Linked DNA regions of Homo sapiens: region 2 is linked to region 1. A link is an interaction called in ENCODE POLR2A ChIA-PET data of the cell type or tissue named here. Cell type or tissue: A673. All regions are shown on one strand. Links, peaks and the distances in the headings refer to the core of each region. The heading gives the core; the rest is flanking DNA.

The links. Peaks named below come from ENCODE experiments on the same cell type or tissue, not always from the same donor. Only the 100,000 strongest peaks of a DNase experiment are listed, where the experiment ranks them.
Region 2: POLR2A ChIA-PET joins it to region 1 with 6 read pairs; 1 of 35 experiments calls an interaction of 5 or more read pairs at or near these places.

The regions. Positions count from the first base shown.
Region 1 is chr5:34,239,691-34,250,839 of GRCh38, reverse strand. It overlaps a transcript of C1QTNF3 not described here. Among named protein-coding and RNA genes, the nearest start is that of C1QTNF3-AMACR, 120 kb to the right of the region's middle. RefSeq lists a silencer at 5,930-6,109 and an enhancer at 5,822-6,116. In A673, for the core only: no CTCF peak of the experiment used is centred there; DNase peaks (open chromatin) are centred at 5,968 and 8,949; H3K4me3 peaks cover 860 bases; H3K27ac peaks cover 2,850 bases.
Region 2 is chr5:34,747,929-34,759,077 of GRCh38, reverse strand. RAI14 (retinoic acid induced 14) reads right to left here. Exons shown (of 18, transcript NM_015577.3): 3 at 1,480-1,610. Among named protein-coding and RNA genes, the nearest start is that of TTC23L, 86 kb to the left of the region's middle. In A673, for the core only: no CTCF peak of the experiment used is centred there; a DNase peak (open chromatin) is centred at 6,567; H3K27ac peaks cover 368 bases.

The DNA.
Region 1 (11,149 bases), core at 1,786-9,785:
TTGGGGTTATTTTGGTGTTATTCTGAAAAGTGTTTTCATGAGTACACATTTTTTTTTAGCTATATATATGCATGCATTTCTGGAGAAACCATCTTTACAAGTAGAATTTTGGGGCCTAATACATATCTTTATCCAAATTATTTGAACTAAGCTATGCCAATAACATCAATTTGAGTGTTCTAACTAGTCAACATTCTCATCAAAACTTTGCATTTTCTCTTCAACTTAGAATTCTAAAATATTCCTTTCAAATTCAGGATTCTGAATGACAAGTACTTACATCTCATTGTGGTTTGAATTTTTTTTTCAGATAACCAATATAAATGAAAACCTTTTAATAAGTTCATTGGTTATTTGAATATTTTATTTTTGAAGTGTCTAAAATATTTTCTTTTTAATCCAGTCCAGTTATTTTTCTGTGGTTTGCTTCTTGTTGTCTTATTGAGTTCATTGCCTTTTTAATATTCTTTTCCAGTTAACATTTCCCCCTCATTGATCTGAAATGTTTTCATTATATACCACCTTTCCATATCTGTCAATGTCTTGATTTTCTATATGATCTTCATCTATCTGTATTTATAACTCATTTTAATCATAGAAGCTTTAAGAATTGCTTAATATTTTGTATTGACTCCAAATTCCATTGATTTTATAGGCTATTTCTAGCTATTCTTGCTTCTTTATTCCTCCAAGTAAATTTGTCTATTTTTCTAAATCTGGAAAAAGAAATTCTAGAAAATATTGTTTGTTATGACACAGAAGATATAAGTTTATTTAAAGAACTGGCACATTTATGATTTTAAGGCTTTTTCAAGAGCATGGAATTTCTTTCCCCGTGCTCAAGTCCAAATTTGTGCCATTCAGAAGTGTTTTCTAGTTTTTTTTTTATATAGGTTTTAAACATTTCTGGTTAAGTTTATGCCCTCACATTTTATTTTAGTTTGGTTAATGACGTTTTACATGTGTGAGTTCCTCAATTATTTCTTTTAAATGTTCTGATTCAATAGGAACAGTCTCCTTAGTATCCTTAACAGAAATGATTCTTGTTTATAGAATTGCTAAATAAGTAAAGAAATTTTAAGTTAAATCATGGCAAGGAGTTATAATTATACAAAGCTTTTTTGTTCCTAGAGATTTTGGCTCACTTATATGGTAATCTATATGAAAATTTTTCTGTGATATCTAATATTAGAAAGATCCTCAATGATAGAATAGTGTTTCTTCCTAGCTGATTCATACATCTTTCTCTGCCAACATTTTGTTTGTTGAAGTGTTCCCCAACATATGACTCATTGCTTACTAAATCCCTATTGAGCAGCCAAAGCCCTGGTGACTAATTATGTCATTAATTTGGGAAAGTCAGAGACAATAAGACTGTCAGTTGAAACTTTGTAGGAGGTAAAAAAGTCACTGCTGTCAGCTGCAAAGATCCTTAAAATGGTCTTTAATAAAGTCAAATTTTGTGACAATAATTATTGCATCAAAGTCGGGGAAATACCTCTTAGATCAAATAAGATACATTGAAAAGCCAAAAATTATTTTTATCTCACTTTGTATTCTCATAAGGTCTATCCACTGTTATTTGGATATGAGACTTAACAAATGGAAAAGAAGACAAGGGTACTATCACACTGTATTTTCCTATGGCCTAACGACCACAATGGTTGATGAACTGCAGTAAAGTTTCTATAATATTTTCCATCTATTCATTTGCTCAATCACCTTGTAATGGTTATGTTGGTTAATTCCAGTCTTTCATGTGTAAGCAACAAAATGAGACTTATTTTGAAATATCCAGTATTTTTCTATTCTTACAAATAATTTTCAGGATCAATGCATTGAGGATTAGGAATGGCAATGTGTATTACTACTTTGATACCAACTAGATCCAATCTAATGTTGGAATTTGTTTGACAAAGTGTTGTGTATTTGAAAATAGGTAGCACTGAATAAAAAGAATATGGGCAAAAGAAAAATGGAAGTGTTTTGAATGGAAGTCTAAAATATTTATTGATCAATGCTGAACTGAGTAAGCAGGAGATGCCTGTACATAAATGACATTATCCTGATCTAGTAACAGGGAGAAGCAGAATATCTGAAAGCTGTTTATTAATTTGATAATAATAAGATTAGAAACATGCAAATCAAGATTAATAGTATTCACTTCTAATTGGGTTTAGGTAGACTTTGACTATTTTGCTTCTGATGTTCTTATATATTTAATTTTCTATAATGATCATATAATATATAATATTTTCATAATATTAAACATTTTAGAATTAAACTCCATTAGAGTGTATCTTTCCTAAAATAATATAAACATCCAATCTTGTCCTTAACAATTCCGTTCTCAAACATTAGCCTATTCCCTCAAGCCAATGTTGCTTTCGACCCATATTGTCCATCATTTCAATTTATCTCAAAGTTTTTTATTGCAACAATTAAATGCTTTGAATGATACCCAAGGCATAGTTCTATTTCAATAAAATTTCAAAGTTAATAGTTACATCAAATTTTGTTGGTGCTCATTGAATTTGATTATTAAAACCATAAGTAGTATGTTTTATGCTGACTGAGGGAGATAAAAGTAGTAATGTTTAATATTCAAACTGTGATGACTGAAAAAAAAAATTACAGGCCCTGTAAAATCTTATTTAATGTCAAATTTTAATTAAACAGGCTTAGCAGACCAAAATTAAAATCTCAATTATTTTTAAATTATTAATGACAGACAACTAGATTGAGTGAACACTGGCATCTCTTTTCAAATAACTTAGTTTAGTGGATGAGTTAAATATAAACTAGTTATTATAATGCAGCGAAGTATGTGAAAAATTTAATTTGAACCCTACTTAGCTTAAAATCCTGACATTCTAGGATGCAAGTCCTGCAAACTTTCCATATGTAATCAACAATTTTCTAAACATGCATGCTGTATCTCTCCTGTGTGACTTTGCATACATCATTCCCACATTCTAGATTATCCCAACCCACCTTAAGTGACTGCTTTTGCATAATCTCCCTTAAAATTCTAACTCAAGCACTGCATCTTTTGAGTCCTTCCCTAACATCTTAACATCTTCCTTCTTTCATTCATCATTAACTATAGTTAGTTATTATAGCACCTGTTAGCACTGTAAAATTATGTGTGTTACACAAGTACAACATGCAGACTAAGGTCGTGTATTACCTAGCCTCATATCAGCGTCACCTAGAACAGCAAAAATGTATGCAGATTAATCACAATATATTTGGATGTACAAAATATATTGAGAGCAAAATATGATGGAAATTTAGGTGATGCTCTTTGAGCATTGCTTCCATTTTCCAATAATGTAACCAGGAATCACTGTTCACGTAATTAAAGAACAATAAGTCTATGTGAATCAAAATATACATATGCATGCAAATGTTAAACCTCAGTAGGAAGAGGCCCATTCTCTTGCTTGCTGCTATATATATATATATATATATATATACACATATATATATGTTGTGTGTATATGTATATACACACAACAATCTATAGGCTTGCTTTTTAAAATAGTATAAGCAACAAATTTTAAGAGAAACAATAATGAGTGTGTAAAACATCAGATATATGTACCTTTGCTATTATTTGTGGAAATGGGGCTATAAAATAAGCTCTTTTATTTTCTTTTGTAAAACATTTCTTTAATATGAAGTAATGCAATACGTATTTATGTTCTAAGTGTTTTAATTTCCTTGGATATAAAATAATATCTTGTTCCTTTGATTCTCTTACATATAAGTGTATTTACTCAGATATTACTCCAAATACACCAGATATATTCAAAGTTGAAAAAATATATACTTTGGAATGTATTATCACCTTATTTCACATTAAGAAATCAAAATCTCTGGCATCCAAGTGCATTCCAGCCTGAAAAAAATTATGCAATTGTGAATTTAACAGAAAGCAAATTGCTCACATATGGAGTCAACGTGAAGCTATATCAATATTTATTAAAAGTTTATATATTACTTTTGATCCCCTGGAGAGAAATACAAAATTCAAATAATTATTCTATTTTTATATCCCAATTTGTAATTATGAAACTCTAGAATTTTAATTTTTCTCTTTCAAGTTTACCTGAAGCTTCACAAAATTCTGTGAGGAATCTATTATAACAGGTATTTTGCTTATTTCCACACAAACAGAAGGAAATGTGTATTTTCTATGCCCTGAAGAATTTACTCTTTTCTGTAAATGACATATGGTAGTTAATTCTTTTTGGTAATAAAATATTCCTGTTTTTATGCCGAACAGCCTTTTCATTTAAATTCAGGGCAACATATCAAAGCTTTGCCGTAATAATACAGAGTAATCAACTAAAGTAATATAGAATTTAAATAACAAAGAGTTTAAACAACTTAATATGTCTTCTATTAATTTCAAACTGAAATTTTACAGAAATTATTTGGAATATGCTGCCAGAGTACACACACACACACACACATCACACGCTCACATCACACACTCACACCCAGCTAAAGGAAATTACCACAGCTATAATGATTTCATTAAATATCTGAAATTAAAGTTTCTTTTGGACTTTCAGCTGAAGCTCATAGTAAATAAAAGTAATATGATCATTGTTGCATACTGTGAATCAACAGCACACAGAAACCTTAGACTTTCTATATTTACACAGCTTAATTATCCGAACTGAAACCTGAGGCCATCTGTGTCAACATGATTTCACAATTCATTCCAGAAAAGTATTTTTCCAGGAAAGTAAGGCTGCAAACCTATAAATAACTTATTGTTTGCTTCAGGAAATTTCTGCAAATCAATTTATGTCAGTAAGCAACTCTCCTCTGGGCCAACAGATTGCTCACCTGGGCAGGTAGCAGCTTGTGCCAGTAACAGTTTACTTATGAAGACTTCTGTCATGGCCCTTAACTCACAGTGTCCCCCAATCCTAAACTCTATGTCCTGAACATTACCTATTCTTGTCAGTCATTGGTCTTGAAAGGCCCCGGGCAACCATTTGAGCCCAGACTTCAATACTCTATCAATACCACCTTATCATCTACTTTTCTAACATAACCCCTCAAGGTGGTGACCCCACTTACAGTCGTATTTTATTGAATTTAGCTTTCCCTAATCAACATGCTAGTCTATTGGATGCAGTGTCAGAGGCAACAATCACAGAGGTTCTGAAAGCATCAGCCCATGGTTTTCTAAACATCATGGTTCAAGACCCTTAACACGAAACAGAAAGTTTCCCCGAGGCGCCGTAAACAACCCGTTTGGGCGCTTCCCTGATAATTATAGTGAAATCTGGCATCTAATTTTTTTTGGTGGACTCTCAAATTTTATATTTATGTTTTGATTCCTAGAAATAAAAAATGTTTTTATAAGGAATTCTTTGATCGTTTATGTTTTATTCTTGATAGAAACCTACTTTATAACTTCGAACATTATTGATGTTCTTCCTGTATTTCTGAGAGGTGACAGCTTGCTGGCATCCCTCGCTGGCTCTCGGCGCCTCTTCGGCCTCAGCCCACTCTGACCGCGCTTGAGGAGCCTTTCAGCCCGCAGCTGCACCGTGGGAGCCCCTCTCTGTGCTGGCTGAGGCCTGAGCGGGCTCCCTCTGCTGGCGGGGAGGTGTGGAGGGAGAGGCGCGGGCCGGAACCTGGGCTGCCTGCGGTGCTCGCAGGTCCAGCGCGACTTCCGGGTGGGCGCGGGCTCGGCGCGCCCCGCACTCTGAGCGGTCGGCTGGCGCCGCCGGCCCTGGGCAGTGAGAGGCTTAGCACCCGGGCCAGCAGCTGCGGAGGGTGCACTGGGTCCTCCAACAGTGATGGCCCGCCGGCGCCGCGCTCGAATTTTCGCTGGGCCTCAGCCACCTCCCCGCGGGGCAAGGGGGCAGGGCTCGGAACCTGCAGCCTGCCATGCTGGAGCCCTCACCCTGCTCCCCGCCCCCGTCCCCTGCCCCCCGCCCCCCAACCGCGGGCTCCCGCGCGCCACCCCGAGGGGACGGGCGCCACCTCCTGCTACGCGGCATCCGGTCCCGTCAACCGCCCAACGGCTGAGGAGTGCGGCAGCGCGCCAGAGACTGGCGGGCAGCTCCGCCCGCGGCCGGGATGCACTAGGCAAAGCCAGCTGGGCTCCTGAGTCCGGTGGGTACTTGGAGAACTTACTACGTCTAGCTGGAGGATTGTAAATGCACCAATCAGCATGCTGTGTCTAGCTCAAGGTATGTGAACGCACTAATCAGTGCTCTGTGTCTAGCTAATCTGGTGGGGACTTGGAGAACTTTTGTGTCTAGCTAAAGGATTGTAAACAGACCAAGCAGCTCTCTGTAAAATGAACCCATCAGCTCTCTATGAAATGGACCAATCATCAGGATGTGGGTGGGGTGAGATAAGGGAAGAAAAGCGGCTGCCAGAGCCAGCAACAGCAACGTGCTAGGGTCCCTTTCCACAGTGTGGAGGCTTTGTTCTTTTGCTCTTTGCAATCTTGCTGCTGCTCACTGTTTGGCTCTGCGCAGAGCTGTAACACTCACCAAGAAGGTCTGCAGCTTCACCCAAAGATATTCCAAAGATACAGAAAACTATATAGAGACATTTTGTATGGTTCTAATAGCACATAATCCACAGGTCCCTGATCGATAATATGGGTTTTTTATAAAATTGGTTTTTTGTATGCTATGAGGAATTTTACTTGTTAAAAAGAAGAGGTGGAAAGGCAGAATATGAAAACTATGAAAATGACATAAGAGACTATGAATTAGGTGAGAAACCAGAGAGATTTAGAAACCTGTAGACATTGTGCATCCCCCAATGCCTTCCCCCTTAAAAAATATTATATTCTAATCCAGTCCATCAAATAAAGTCTACCTTCATTAGAAACATATTCTCTTGGTTTTTATAATTTCAGTTTTTTTCAGACACAGATAGTGCATATGCAGATTTGTTACTTTTGTACAGTGCACCCTGGTAGTGAGCATAGTACCCAGTAGGTAGTTATTCAGCCCATGCTCCCCTCTCTCCCCCACCCCCATAGCCTGCAGCATGTCTTGTTCCCATGTTAATGTTCCTGTGTGCTCAATGTTTAGGTTCCACTTATAAGTGAGAATGTGTGGTATCTGGTTTTCTTTTCCAGCACTAATTTGCTTAGGATTATGTCCTTAGCTCCATCCATGTTGCTGCAAAGGACATAATTTCATTCTTTTTTATGGAGGCATAGTATTCCATAGTGTATATGTACCACATTTTCTTTATCCAGTCCACCGTTGATGGGCACCTAGGTTCATTCCGTGTCTGTGCTATTGTGAATAACATGCTGATGAACATACGAGTGCATATATATTTTTCTGGTAGAATAATTTATTTTCCTTTGAATATATACCCAGTAATGGGAATGCTGGGTCGAAGGGTATCTCTGTTTTAAGTTCTTAGAGAAATCTCCAAAATACTTTCCACAGTACCTGAACCAGTTTACATTTCCACCAACAGTAGTGTATAAGCATTCCCTTTACTCTGCAGCCTGGCCAACATCTAATTTTTTTACTTTTTAATTATAGCTATTGTGACTGATGTGAGATGGCATCTTACTGTGGTTTTTGCTTGCATTTATTTATTTGCTGATTAGTGAGGATGAGTGTTTTTTCATATACTTGAGTGTCTTCTTTTGAGAAAATATCTGTTCGTGTCCTTTGCCTTTTCTTGATTTAAATTTTAAGTTCTGGGGTACATGTGCAGGAAGCGCAGTTTTGTTACATAGATAAACGTGTGTGGTGGTGGTTTGCTGCACCTGTCAACCCATCACCTAGGTATTAAGCCTAGCATGCATTAGCTATTTTTCCTGATGCTCTCCCTCTCCTCAACCCCCTACAGAAAATTATAGTGTGTGTTGTGTGTTGTTCCCCATTGTGTGTTGTTCCCCTCCCTGTGTCCATGTGTTCCCATTGTTCAGCTCCCACTTATAAGTGAGAAGATGCGGAGTTTGATTTTCTGCTCCTGTATTAGCTTTGCCCTTTTTAACTGGGGTTGTTTTATGCTTGTCATTTTTTCTTCCTTATGGATTTGTTATATTAGATCGTTATCAGATGCATAGTTTGCAAATATTTTCTCCCATTCTGTAAGTTGTCTGTTTACTCTGTGGATAGTTTCTATTGCTGTGCAGAAGCTTTTTAGTTTGATTGACTTTCACTTGTCAATTTCGTTTTTGTTGCAATTGTTTTTAGAAACTTAGCCAAAAATTATTTGCCAAGGCCAATGTCGAGAAAAATATTTCCTAGGTTTTGTTTTAGAGTTTTCATAATTTGAAGTCTTACATTTTAACCTTTAATCCATCTTGAATTAATTTATGTGTATGGTGGAAGGTAAGCATCCAGTTTCACTCTTCTGCTTATGGCTAGCGAATTATCCCAGCACCATTTATTGAATAGGGTGCCTTTTCCCCATTGTTTGTTTTTGTTGGCCTTGTCCACGATCCAGATGGTGGTAAGTGTGCAGCTTTGTTTTTGAGTGTTCTATTCTGTTCCATTGGCTTAAGTGTCTGCTTTTGTAACAGTATCATGGTTAGTGTACACTTATAGTATAGCTGGAAATTGGGTAGTATGATGCCTCTCTGGCTTTATTATTTTTGCTCAGAATTGCTTTGGCCATTCTGGCTTTTGGGGGTGTTCCATATAAATTTAGAGTAGTTTTTTTCTAATTCTGTGAAGAAAGATATTGGTAGTTTCATGGAGATAGCCTTGAATCTACAAATTGCTTTGGGCAGTATGGCCATTTTAACAATATTGATTCTTTTAATCTGTAAACATGGAATGTTATTCCATTTATTTGTGTTATCAAAATTTCCTTCCTTCCTTCCTTCCTTCCTTCCTTCCTTCCTTCCTTCCTTCCTTCCTTCCCTCCCTCCCTTCCTCCCTTCCGTCCATCCTTCCTTCCTTTTCTTATTTCCTTCCTTTTTTGAGACAGGGCCTCACCCTTTCACCCAGGCTGGAATGCAGTGGAGTTACTATAGCTCACTGCAGGCTTGAACTCCTGGCCTCAAGCCGTCAGGGTAGTTAGGACTACAGGCATGTGCCACCATGCCTCGCTATTTAAAAAAAAAAAAAAATTTGTATAGATGAGGTTCCACTATGTTGCCCAGGTTGGTCTCAAACTCCTGGGTCCAAGCGATATACCTGCCTCGGCCTCCCAAAGGCATGAACCACTGCATCCAGCTTCAGATTTCAGCTGTGTTTTGTAATTCTCCTTGTGGAGATCGTTCACATCTTAGGTTAGTTGTATTTGCAGGGATTTTATTTTCATCCTAGGTGTTGTAAATATGATTGTGTTCTTAATTTAACTCTCAACCTGGATGTTGTTGTTGTATAGAAATGCTACTAATTGTTGTACATTGATTTTGTATCCTGAAACCTTGCTAAAATCCTTTATCATTTCTAGTAGACTTTTGTTGAAGTCTTTAAGGTTTTTTAGGTATAGAATGATATTGTTGGGTGAAGACAGATAGTTTGCCTTAATCTTTACTTCCTATTTGGGTGCTTTTCTCTTTTTCTGTTGCGAGATTGCTCTGACTAGGATTTCTGGTACTATGTTGAATAGGAGTGGTAAGAGTGGATGTCCTTGGCTTGTTTCATTTCTAGAGGAGAATGCTTTCAGCTTTTGCCCATTGAGTATTATATTGGCTGTGGGTTTGTTGTAGATAGCTCTTTTTTATTTTGAAGTATGCTTATTTGAAGCCTCAACTGTTGAGGGTTTTTTTTTTGTTTTGTTTTTTCATGAAGGGGCACTGGATTTAATTGAAAGCTTTTCCGGCATCCATTGAGATGATCATATGGTTTTTGATTTAATTCTGTTTATCTGGTGAATCACATTTATTGATTTGCATATGTTGAACCAGCCATGCATCCCAGGAATAAAGCCTGTATTGTCATAGTAGATTAATTTTTTGATACGCTGCTGATGGATTCAGTTTGCTAGTACTTTGTTGAGAATTTTTGAGTCTATGTTCGTCAACAGTGGTCACCTGAATGTTCTTTTTTTTTGCGTCTCTGCCAGGTTTTGGTATTAAGCTGATTCTGGCTTCACAGCATGAGTTAGGAAGGAGTACGTTCTCTTCAACTTTTCTGGAATAGTTTCAGTAGAATTGTAGTAGTTCTTCTTTATACTTCCGGTAGAATTTTGCTGTGAATCCATATAGTCCAGGGCTTTTTGGCTTGGTAGATTTTTTATTACTTATTCAATTTCAGAGCTTCATATTGGTCTCTTCAGTATTTCAGTATCTTCCTGATTCAATCTTGGAAGATTGCCTGTTTTCAGAAATTTATCCATTTCCTCTAGATTTTCTAATTTTTGTGTCTAGAGTTATTCCTAGTATTCTCTGAGGATTATTTTGTATGTCTGTGGGACCATTTTTAATGTCGTTTTTGTCATTCTGATTTATATATTTAGATCTTCTCTTTTTTTTCTTTGTTTATCTAGCTAAAGGTCTATCAATCTCTTTTTTTAAATCAACTCTGGGTTTCATTAATCTTTTGTAGGATTTTTGCATCTCAATTTCATTCAGATCTTCTCTATTTTAGTTGTTTCTTTTCATTCCTAGCGTTGATGTAGGGTTGTTCTTTTTTTTTTTCCCTAGTTCCTTTAGGTGTAGTGTTAGATTGTTAATTTGAAATATTTCTAACTTTATGATAAAGGCATTTAAACGTTCCTCTTAACACTGATTTAGCTGCATCCCAGAGATTTTGGTAATTTGTGTTCCCATTTTCATTAATTTCACTTTCTTAAAATTTCTCCCTTAATTTTGATTTTCACACAGAAGTTATTCAGGAGAAAGTTGTTTGATTTTCTTTTCATCTATTTGTGTAGTGTTGAGAGATGTTGATATTTATTTATATTTTGATTACATTGAGATCTAAGAGTGTGCTTGATATGATTTCATTTTTTAAAATTTATCCAGACTTGCTTTATGACCAAGCATGTGGTCAATGTTAGAATATGTTCCCTGTGCAGATGAGAAGAATGTATATTCTGTGGTTATTGAGTGGAGTGTTCTGTAGATGTCTTATTAGGTCCAAATGGTCAAGTGTGAAGTTTAAGTACACAGTTTCTTTCTTAGTTATCTGCTTTGATGATCCAATGCTGCCAGCGGGGGTGTTGAAGTCTC
Region 2 (11,149 bases), core at 2,122-10,121, 510 kb before region 1:
TTGGCCAGGCTGGTCTTGAACTCCTGACCTCAAGTGATTCCACCCGCCTCGGCCTCCCAAAGTGCTGGGATTACAGGCGGGAGCCACTGTACCCAGTCGGCACTCAACCTTTGAGGGAGAGGAGATAAGGGACAGATACCCCAGGTTTCTTACCCCTTGGGTGGAATAACTCTGAGGCATACTATAAACCTGGGATAAGGAAACCCTTTTTGTAAAAGGCCAGATAAATACTCTGGGCTTTGTGAGCCATGTAGTCTCTGCTGTAACTACTCAACTCTGCCTTTGTAGTGTGGGAGCAGTCACGAACAATGCCTAAATGAATGGGTATGGCTGTGTTTCAATAAAACTTTATTTATAAAATCAGACAACAGCCAGGCACGGTGGCACATGCCTGTAGTCCCAGTTATTTGGGAGACTGAGGCAGAAGGATTGCTTGGGCCCAGGAGTTCAAGTCTAGCCTCGGTAACATAGCCAAACCCTGCTCTAGGTCTAAACAGATTCCCAGAATCCTCATCAAGAAAAAGTGACAAAGTTGGAACCTGTCAATAACACACCTTAAAAATAGAGGTTTCTTCCTTTCTTACGCTTCCTGGGATCACCGGCTATAGAAATTACTTGCATTGTATGTGTGTATACATCCCTAAGTAATATATATTACCACTTTGTGTTTCACAGTAATTACACAATAACCATCATTTGACATGTTAGAAAAAAGAAAAGATATAAAACTACTTGCACTTAAATCCTTGTCTCAGAGCCTGCTTCTGAGGGCACCCAACCTACATTATTATTTCATTTTATACTCATAACTACTCTAACAGTTAACTAATACCATCTCCATTTTATAGTAAGGAAACTGAGGTTCAGAGATTACACAACTCGTAAGTGATAGAGTTCCTGTGAGATGTCTATCTGGCTCCAAAGTCAGTGCTCTCTCCACAACACTGCCAACGTAAGAATGGATATAAACAAATACATGCTCATGCACAAACACACACAAATACTTAATCAAATATACAGCTTTAATTATGGCAAGGAAGAGTACTACATACAGCAAACCATAAAGCAAAATCATACTACTCATGTACTTAATGATCTATGTTAAGGAAGATCAAATAAATAAACAAGTAGTTTAAGATAAATACACAGTAAGGTTTGAGGGTTATAGGAAAATACTTTTTTCTCTTTTATGCTATTTCTTATCGAAGAGAGAATTCATGTCTCATCTACAATTGGTTGCAATCTTAGGAGGTAAAACCTTTGCTTATACTTGGGAACATGTATACCCATTCAAGGTAGAGCTCCATATGTGACTTGGAATTTGGAGAGAAAGGCACTAGATTAAAATATCTTCTTACATATTTCAACATGGGAGTGGAGAGGGAGCACGTGTGAAATTCCCCTATGGATACTAAGGATTCCAGAGAACACCCCAAAAACCCAGAACCAGCATATCTGCAAACCAGTGTTTCAGCTTACGCGGTCTTGCCCTCACTGTCGTGTTTGGTGGCACTGGCCCCCTTCTTGCCGAGCAGTGAGGCCACCTTCTCCGCATCTCCATTCTCCACGGCCTGCAGTAGCCGGTCATCATTCTTGTTCCACTCATTGGTCTGTAGAGAAAGAGAAGAAACAGAGGTCATGAACAACACTGGCCACAGCCGCACTGACCAGCAGGGCTGCAGTCCTCGCAGCCCCCACCCTCCTGTCACTCAAATTAAAGCCTGCTCCCGAATGAGTGTGTTTTAAAATACCTTCCCCTTCACCATGGAGACACCCAAGAAGGCCGCTTTCCCAAAAGAAAACATAAATAGTGCAATGAAATCACGGCTAGTCACCAAACTCTGAGATAAAATTTACTTCTTTTAACTAACACTAGGAATATGAAGCAACGTAAAAAGACCTCAAGGCCAGTTTACACATTAGCTAATTTCTCGCTGAACTAGACAGCTGCTCCTCAGCACGTTGGCCTTTGACCTCATCCACAGCTCACTCTGTCCACCGTGTTACAGAACCAAACCAGCAGCTCAAGGTTACCCGAGGTTTACAGACACATAATTTTTCATCTGCTTTTATTGCCTCTCTTTCTGGTCTGTTTACCAGGCCCTGAATTTTGAGCTGGATACTGATTTTAAGTAGTTGTCCAGGCTACCGACTCAACAAAGTCTCACCAGAAACAAAACTTCTTCCTGAGCAAGCTCTTAAACGTCAAAGAGCTTTGAGCAAAGCCTCAATCACTGTCAATGCCAAACCCCAACTGAATAATTCTGCAAACCACAGTAACAGTAAGGCACTCGTATGTGCAAAACTGATTTCTACACTTAGGAGGGAAAGAGACGATTTCTATATAAGAGCAGATGGGCTCTGAATATAAGACTAAGAAAGACATGAAAGGCAGCAGTGAGCCACTGAAGGTTTGGGAGCAGAGGAGGGAGAGAATTATAGAACCAGTGACTGAAGAGTCATTGGGAGGTGTTGAAGCACGTGGGATTAATGAGGGAAAGAGGGGAGGAAGGAAAGATGTTGAGCATATCAGAGGCTCTGGGCACTTTGCAAGCCCGGGCTGCCTTCCAGTCGTCTCCTGCGCCCGGCCCCTGAGCTAAGCCCACTTTCTGGCCCCTTCGGCTGTGGACACCACACCCTGGGAGAGACTCCTTTTCCCTTCCCAAAGCTTTCTATAGACTCTGCTTCCTTGCAGCCTCTGAAGGGATGAACCTCCAGGTATTTCGTATTAACAGCTTTACGATCGACCCTTAAAAGGAAGCAGACAGAGGAGATATTGTAGATTTAAAAACTAAAAAGAAGAAATTTTACAGGATGACAGTCTTCCACGGCCCCGGGAGTATGTTCCCAATCTCTGTACTGATGGAAATGAGGAAACCCAACAAGTCTTTGTCCATCAGATGTCTCAGTCACCCTCCCAACCCTAGCCCATATGTAGGGCCTTAAGCCAGGGAGGGATAAAAGAGATGTGTTCAGAATTTGCATCTCTGAACGTCTCAGGACTGAACCATTCCCAGTTTTTAGGACTCTGTCCTCCCCCACCAACACTGAGTGCAGGTGCACAGTAGGAATGAAGCAGGTTTGAACAAAAATCAGCAGCTTGTTCTCTGGGCTGCGTGAACTTGAAGTCCAGAACTCCAGACTGACACTTACATGTTGTGTGACCTGAAGTCACCCATAATCTTTCTGTGCCTCAGTTTCCCCAGGCTTTGGACTGGATGTCCACTGTGATTCCACCAAAGCTCAAAATTCTTATTATATAAAATTCCCCAAACTCTGCTAGGGATTACTCTAGAACAGGACTGTCTGCCGTCATGGAAATGTTCTTTATCTGGGCTTTCAAATACTATAGCCACAAAGCCAGTGATTCTTAACCAGGATTTGTTTTGCCCCTGTGGGGTCATTTGGCAATCTCTGGAAACATTTTGGTTGTTATGTCTATAGAGTGCTACTGGCATTGAGTAGGTAGAGACCAGGTGTGCTGCTGAAAGTCCTACAATGCACAAATGCATGAGACAGTCCTCCTACCCCCACCAAGAATAATCTGGCCCAAAATGTCAATACTGCATGAGCCACTTGTGGCTACTGAGCACTGGAAATGTGGCTAGTGCTACTGAAGAAGTGAATTTTTAACCTCGAGACTTCACGTGACGTTAGCCAGAGGCCACCATGTAGACCAGTGCAGCTCTCCTTGATGACTCTCCTCATAGGTTTAACAAAGTAAGAATGTGTCTGGACCAACATCAGCCACGCTCCTACTACAGCAATTTACTCACAAAGAAATGAGATTTTTGTCTTTAGTTACCAATCAAGCTTCCTGTTGAAGGGAAACATAAGAAATATGGCGTTCCTCACACCATCATTTGTTAGTAGAATAGAAAGCGTAACTTAACAACTGTACAAACAACTACAGCAAATGATCAAGCCCCAAGAAACACAGTGCAGCTTATTCCCCCAGAGTGCACTTTACAAGCAAAGAAAAAAGGGAAGAACATTTAGGACCAATGATCCCTACCTATAGAATCCTAAAAGAGAAAAGTATTGTTTTTCCAAATCCTTTTCTAACCTAAACTGAACAAATTAAAACTGGACTGGGAAGATCAAAAGGATATGATCAAATCTCAGAGGACAGGACTGAAAGTATTCAAGCAAAGGAACGGCCGCATGAAAGGATTTTCCTTTTCAACGTTGCTAAGGCACTCTACTCTTAGGTAGAGAAAAATCTGATTGCAGGGGTTCCCTAAAATTCGTTCCACATGGATCTTTAAGGGAGTTCAGTTTCTATAAGACATGGCAGGAGAGATCTTCCCTATCCTGCTCTTTGGAAGACAAGGTCAATGCAACATTCCTAGTGGTCTGAAATGCCTCTCTTCTATCTAGAGCCTCTTTTCAGTGCAGGCCAGAATTTACTTTTCTCTTGGAGCAGATGAAGAGAACATGGCTACACAAGCAAATCTTCAATAAATAATCCACAACACCATTCAAGAAGTGCTGCAGATGGGGTTCACAGTAAGCAGAGCTAGGTTGGGAAAAGAGGAGGGAAGGTAAGAGCCTGGGCGTGGTAGCTCATAACTGTAATCCCAGCTACTGGGGAGGCCAAAGCAGAAGGATTGCTTGAGTTCGAGACCACTCTGGGCAACACAGTGAGACGCCATCTCTAAAAATAAAAAATTTTAAGAAGAGTTTTGCTCTTAAAATTCTCACAAGCATGCTAAAACTAGAGGCCAAGTAGGGTCCCAATTAGACGTCTGATCCAGGAATCTGGATTCTGATCAAATAGCAGAGTTGTCTAGTCCTGGGCCAGGCCACTAATCATACTTGCAATTAGCTCTGATATGCACAACTGGCCATATCATGCTCCTTCCAGAAGCACAGTGATAAAGAGGCCATCAGTTTTCCTTCCTAAACTTGCCCACGGAGATATTTCCTACATCCTCTCATCCTCTCCTATAAAACTATTCTATCCAGTGCCATACTCTTTTTTTTTTCTTTCTTTTGAGATGGAGTCTCACCTTGTTGCCCAGCCTGGAGTGCAGTGGCACGATCTTGGCTCACTGCAACCTCTGCCTCCTGGGTTCAAGCGACTCTCCTGCCCCAGCCTCCTGGGTAGCTGGGATTACAGGCATCTGCCACCATGCCTGGCTAATTTTTTTTTTTTTTTTTTTGAGATAGAGTCTCGCTCTGTCACCAGGCTGGAGTGCAGTGGTGCAATCTCAGCTCACTGCAACCTCCGCTTCCTGGGTTCAAGCGATTTTCCTGCCTCAGCCTCCCGAGTAGCTGGGACTACAGGCACATGCCACCACGCCCAGCTAATTTTTGTATTTTTAGTAGAGGTGGGGTTTCACCATGTTAGCCAGGATGGTCTTGAGCGCTTGACCTCGTGATCTGCCCACCGTGGCCTCCCAAAGTGCTGGGATTATAGGTGTGACTCACAATACCTGGCCCAATTTTTGTATTTTCAGTAGAGATGGGGTTTCACCACATTGGCCAGGCTGGTCTTGAACTCCTGACCTCAAGTGATCCTCCCACCTTGGCCTCCCAAAGTGCTGGGATTACAGGCGTGTGAGCCACCGTGCCTGGCTCCAGTGCCATTTTCTATACCAAAATTCCCATAGCCAATCACAACATGAGACAAAACAGATGTTCAATAAGCACTTTGAGTCATTCTTTGGAATCCAGAAGCAAATCCTCTCCCCTACCCCCACCCCCAAGCATCAAAAAAAATCTCAAAAAGTCACTTTGGTCAATCTACTGTCCAAAAGTAGAGCTGGTCAAATAAATAGGTAAAGTTTGAAATTTTATCATAACATCCCAAAGTAATTCATTCATACTCTAGAATCAAAGAAGGCTTTTGGAGACCACCATCAAACTAACAAAATTACCTCTCACCACTTTCCATGAAAATCCTCTCCTCTAACTAGCATGCCCTCCATAGGACAGGACTGATTCTGCCTCCACCCTGGGCTTCTGGTCCTCTTATAGTTTTCAACTCTATGAAAGCTGTATAGTTTATCGGTTAACCTCACATGTTAAAAAAATAAAATAGAAAACATCAGATGTACCACCTTTAATAAAGTTAAATGTCTTATGAAGCTTTTATTTATTACATGTATGTGTATCCTGACTGATATAAAATACATTTCTGGACTGGGCACGGTGGCTCGTGCCTGTGATCCCAGCTACTTGGGATTCTGAGGCAGGAGAATCGTTTGAACCCGGGAGGTGGAGGTTGCAGTGAACCGAGATTGCACCACCGCACTCCAACCTGGGCGACAACCCAAGACCTTGTCTCAAAAAAAAAGAAAAGATACATATATATATATATATACACACACACACACACACACACACACACACACACACACACACACACATATATGTAAGAAATATAGATATTTCTTACTGGAGGATCACAAGAAAAAACACTGGCAGCCACTGCTTCAGAATGCTCTGTCACCCCATCTGCCTAAGCAAAGGCGTATTTCGAAAGCCTAGCTCAAGCCCCGCGGGCCCTCTCCACCCTTTCCTGGTGGCCTCTCTCTGTTTCTCTACTCCATTGCGTCCCTGGGGGCCATCCACTCGCTCATCTCAACCGAAGCCCACAGTCTAGACTTGATGAAATATCGCATCCTGGTTTTTGTTCGAGAGCTTACGGTTTTTCTCCTGTGTTTAGCTCCCTGAAGGCCCTGAGAACAGTCTTCATTTCTTACCCCCATGGTGCTCAGTATTTGCTGCTGATTTTAGCAGGAGGTTGATTGGCCTAAATCACTCTCGACTTAGCAAATATTTGTTTTTTCATTTACAAAAGTTTCATTCTTTTGCAAACAACTATTAAATCGTGTTTCAGGTTTTTTTATAGGCTAAATAAATCCAACTCCCTTAACTTTTTTAAAAGGCCAATTTTCCAAGATTTTAATCATGCAAATACTTTCTTCAAATCTCTTCCCAACTAAGGAGCCCAGCCTTATAAATTCAATCAGGGTGAACGCGATGTCTCCCAGTCACAAGAATCACCTGGGTGCTTGTTAAATCTGCAGACTCCCAAGCCCCATCTAGCAGACTCTGACCCCAGGAGTCTGGGGTGGAGCCCTGGAATCACTTAGGTTCAACGAGTGCATCCTTTGATTTTTATTGCTAACTTGAGGACAACTGGAACCTATGTTAAGACTAACAGGAGAATTCACTTGAAAGAATTTTCTTCTTCCACAAGGCATTAAGGAAGCAGGCCTGTGAAGAGAAGAATTCTTCACTATTTTCTTGTAGAACTAGGTATTTTGTTTCCCATAAAAGCTGAGTAAATATTGGTCTTTCCCCAACCTGTGTATAAGACATGCATTAGAATGTCAACGAAAGCATCGCTCATAACAGGCAAGAATTACAAATAACCCAAATTTCCAATAACAAACGACGGATAAATTATCACGTCGTCAAGCAACAGAATAACACACAGCAATGAAAATGAACAAACTACAACTAGGTACAACAGCACAGATGGGTATTAAAAACAGTACTGTTGAAAGAAGCAAGACACACACAAGAAAACCCACAATAGTATGACTGCATGCACATAAAGATAGAAACAGGAAACATGGAACCATAGTGTTTAGGGATGTATATACAGATGATAAAATTATAGCCTGGGTGAGGTGGCTCACACCTGTAATCCCAACACTTTGGGAGGCCGAGGTGGGCAGATCACTTGAGGTCAGGAGTTCGAGACCAGCCTGACCAACATGGTGAAACCCCCGTCTCTACTAAAAGTACAAAAAAATTAGCCAGGCATGGCGGGCACCTATAATCCCAGCTTCTCGGGAGGCTGAGGCAGGAGAATCGCTTGAACCCAGGAGGCAGAGGTTGCAGTAAGCACTCCAGCCTGGGCGACAAGAGGGAGACTCCATCTCAAATTAAAAAAAAAAAAAAAAATTATGGCCGGGCGCGGTGGCTCACACCTGTAATGCCAGCACTTTGGGAGGCTAAGGCAGGCGGATCACCTGAGTTCGGGAGTTCGAGACCAGCCTGACCAACATGGAGAAACCCTGTCTCTACTAAAAATCCAAAATGAGCCAGGCATGGTGGCGTAGCCTGTAATCCCCGCTACTCGGGATGCTGAGGCAGGAGAATCACTTGAACCTGGGAGGCAAAGGTTGTGGTGAGCTGAGATCGCACCATTGCACTCCAGCCTGGGCGACAAGAGCAAAACTCCACCTCAAAAAAAAAAAAAAAAAAAAATGATAAAGCAAAGTAAGGATAAGGTCAGTATAAAAGTAAGGGTCATGATTAGGGGTGAAGGTGTGGCATCCTATCAGGAAGGGACACCCGGGGCCATTCTGGGACTTGCTCTGTTTTAGGGTCTGATTAGCAGCTCCTCAGATGCTCACTTTATAACTACTTGTTAGAACGTACATGGTTTTGTGTACTTTTCTCCATATGTGATTTATTTCTTTTATTTCCTTCTCCTTCCCTCACCATCCCCCTTGAGGCATACAAAACACATACACACAGAATTTAGAAAGAAGTCCTGTGCTTCAGTTTTTGGTCAACACCAGGTCAAACGCCTTCGAACGGTTCAGTCTCACTTGCTGTTTCCTCGTCGCTTAAAAAAAAAGGCAGAGTGGCGCCAAAATCTGGTTCTTAATCTTCTGGAGGCCTCATGGACCCCCTGGAGAATCTGGTACAGTTACAGACATTCCTCAGAATAATGCACATCCACACAAAAACTTGCATATGATTTCTGGCCTAAATATCTACCCCCACCCAGCCCACTCCTAAGCCCAAGTTTAAAATTCCTGGTGTAGAAAAGAAGAGACAGACTTCAGAGTTCGGTGCTATTGAGTTGAAATTCCAGTTCCATCACTTCTAGGTGGTCATCCGTGTCCCTGGGCCTCCCTGTCCTTATCTATAAATGGCAGGAAATCCCCCCTACTTGTAAATTATCCTGAGAATCAGATGCAGCATACATAAACAGCCAGGCACATACTAGGTACCTAAAATGGTGATTCTTCTGGAATTTGATGAGCTGCACTGTTCCTTCTTGACTAATGTTCTATGAATATTTTAATATTTACAATTTAGGACTGATAGTCCAATACCCTTTTAGAGGCTGATAACAGCTTAATGCAAATTTTCTACTATGCTCCTTCAAAATCATATTTTAAAGGGCTCTAGAGAAACATTCACAGACATGAAATTAATGATTTTATTGAATATGGCTCACTTTTCCAAGAGACTGTTTAAACAGACACGATTTCAACAGAGAACATTAAGCCATACTTGCAAGTTCAGGAAGCCATATGTTATGCTGCAGAGACATGTGTAATGTGTCAGCTATGAAGGGCGGCATGTGGGAAAGAGCCCTTACCCTCAATATGGGCTCCAAACATTCCTGCTAATATATCACAAATGATATTGGCTGGCCGGTAAGTTTCCTATTCATCAAATCATTTCCAAATGACACTGACTTACTTAAAGGTTTTCTCTTGAAGCTTGGCCTTTTTGAAGCCTTGCCTGCCTCCATCTAGAATAGCAAACATCATGTCAACCGGGTGATGAACGCTGGGGATTTGGCAACCGGCAGTGTCTGCCCTTGGCCAGACATGGCATCACCTTCTTTTATTTTGGTTTAATCATTGGGACCTGAAAAACCAGTGGAACTCAGTGGTCACAGACATCTGGCTAGTCAAGAGGTTCTGAGTTTTCAAACATATCAACTCAATCAAAATAATCCAGTGGCACAGAATAAGCCAGGAAGAGAGTTTCTTTGACTTTCTTGAGAAAAGATGCCAAAACCCTAACCATCACCAATTAGAATGCTCTTGTTCTGTGCCTCTGCTCGGGCAGCCATCTGGAGGAATCTATCTGAGATTATCTTGAGAAAAGCTGCATTTCTTGCTCCAGTTTTCGGTGAGGAGACTGTTTTGCCAATATAATCAGCAAGTCTAAGACGAAAGACAAAGTAAACTGTTTTCACTGGGAAGGTTTCAGATTCACATTGTCCAGGAAAAAATCTTGCGCACACCTCATCATTTTAAGAAAGGGTACAAGGAACAGGCAAGCTTCAGTCTCAAATAATATTTTCCCCAGTTGACTATATCCACCAGTACTTACGGATATGTATCTACTAGGTGCAGGGTAATAAAGAAGATTCTATAGCTGTTACACAGATAAGTGAGATCTAATCCCTATCATTCATTCACTTATTCAACAAATAAGTGTGTTTTACATGCAGTATAGCCTTTCCCAAATTTTCTTTTTTTTTTTTTAATTTTTATTTTTTTAATTTGTAGAGACGGAGTCTCCCTAGGTTGCCCAGGCTGATCTTGAACTCCTGAGCTCAAGGGATCCTCCCACCTCAGCCTTCCAAAGGGCTGGATTATAGGCATGAGGCTCCCAAATTTTCTATATAGTTGCAGAGATCAAATACGGTAATACCAGAAATACGCCAACAATGCAAAATAGGATATTAGAAGTGGCAAAGTGAGCAAAATGGTGAATTGACACACTAGCAAGGAAAGACAACTCTCAGCTGGGCAAGCAGGGAGTTTCCTGACTGGATTGTGAACCAGTCCTTGCAAGAAGTAATATTTAAATTAAAGGAGAGAAGAAAAGACACAAGGATTGAAACATACAGGATGTATTTAGTAGAGAGCATAAACAACAAGTTGATACAAGTGAAACCTTACAACCAGAAAATTACCAATACAACACGGCAAGCACCTAACCAGCAGTTTCATAAAAGAGTGTTCCAGATAATGTTCGTTACTTCAGACCAATACCTGATGAGTTTATCTAAAATGTCTTTTCCCTTTACTTACATTTTTGCTTAAGATTATTCACACATGCAGGTTACACTGTCCCTGCTATTCACCCCGAAATCCATCACTCTCCCTAAATGAAGAGTGTCAGCACTTCCTGAGGTCTTTTCTACATAACTGCCGAGTGCTGTGGCGTGTACATAATACATAAACACCTCCATCCAGAAACAGGCTGGTCCCTCTGCCCTACCCACTTCAGCAAGCTCCTCCTCCTCATTGCTTTCCTTTTCCCCAGCCCTTCATGGCCACCAGGACCAGGTTAGTTCTCTTTGCTGGGGTCCCCCATGCTCTCTTCCATAGGCCTTGGCATGGTTGTAATTAAATAGTATTTCCAAAGT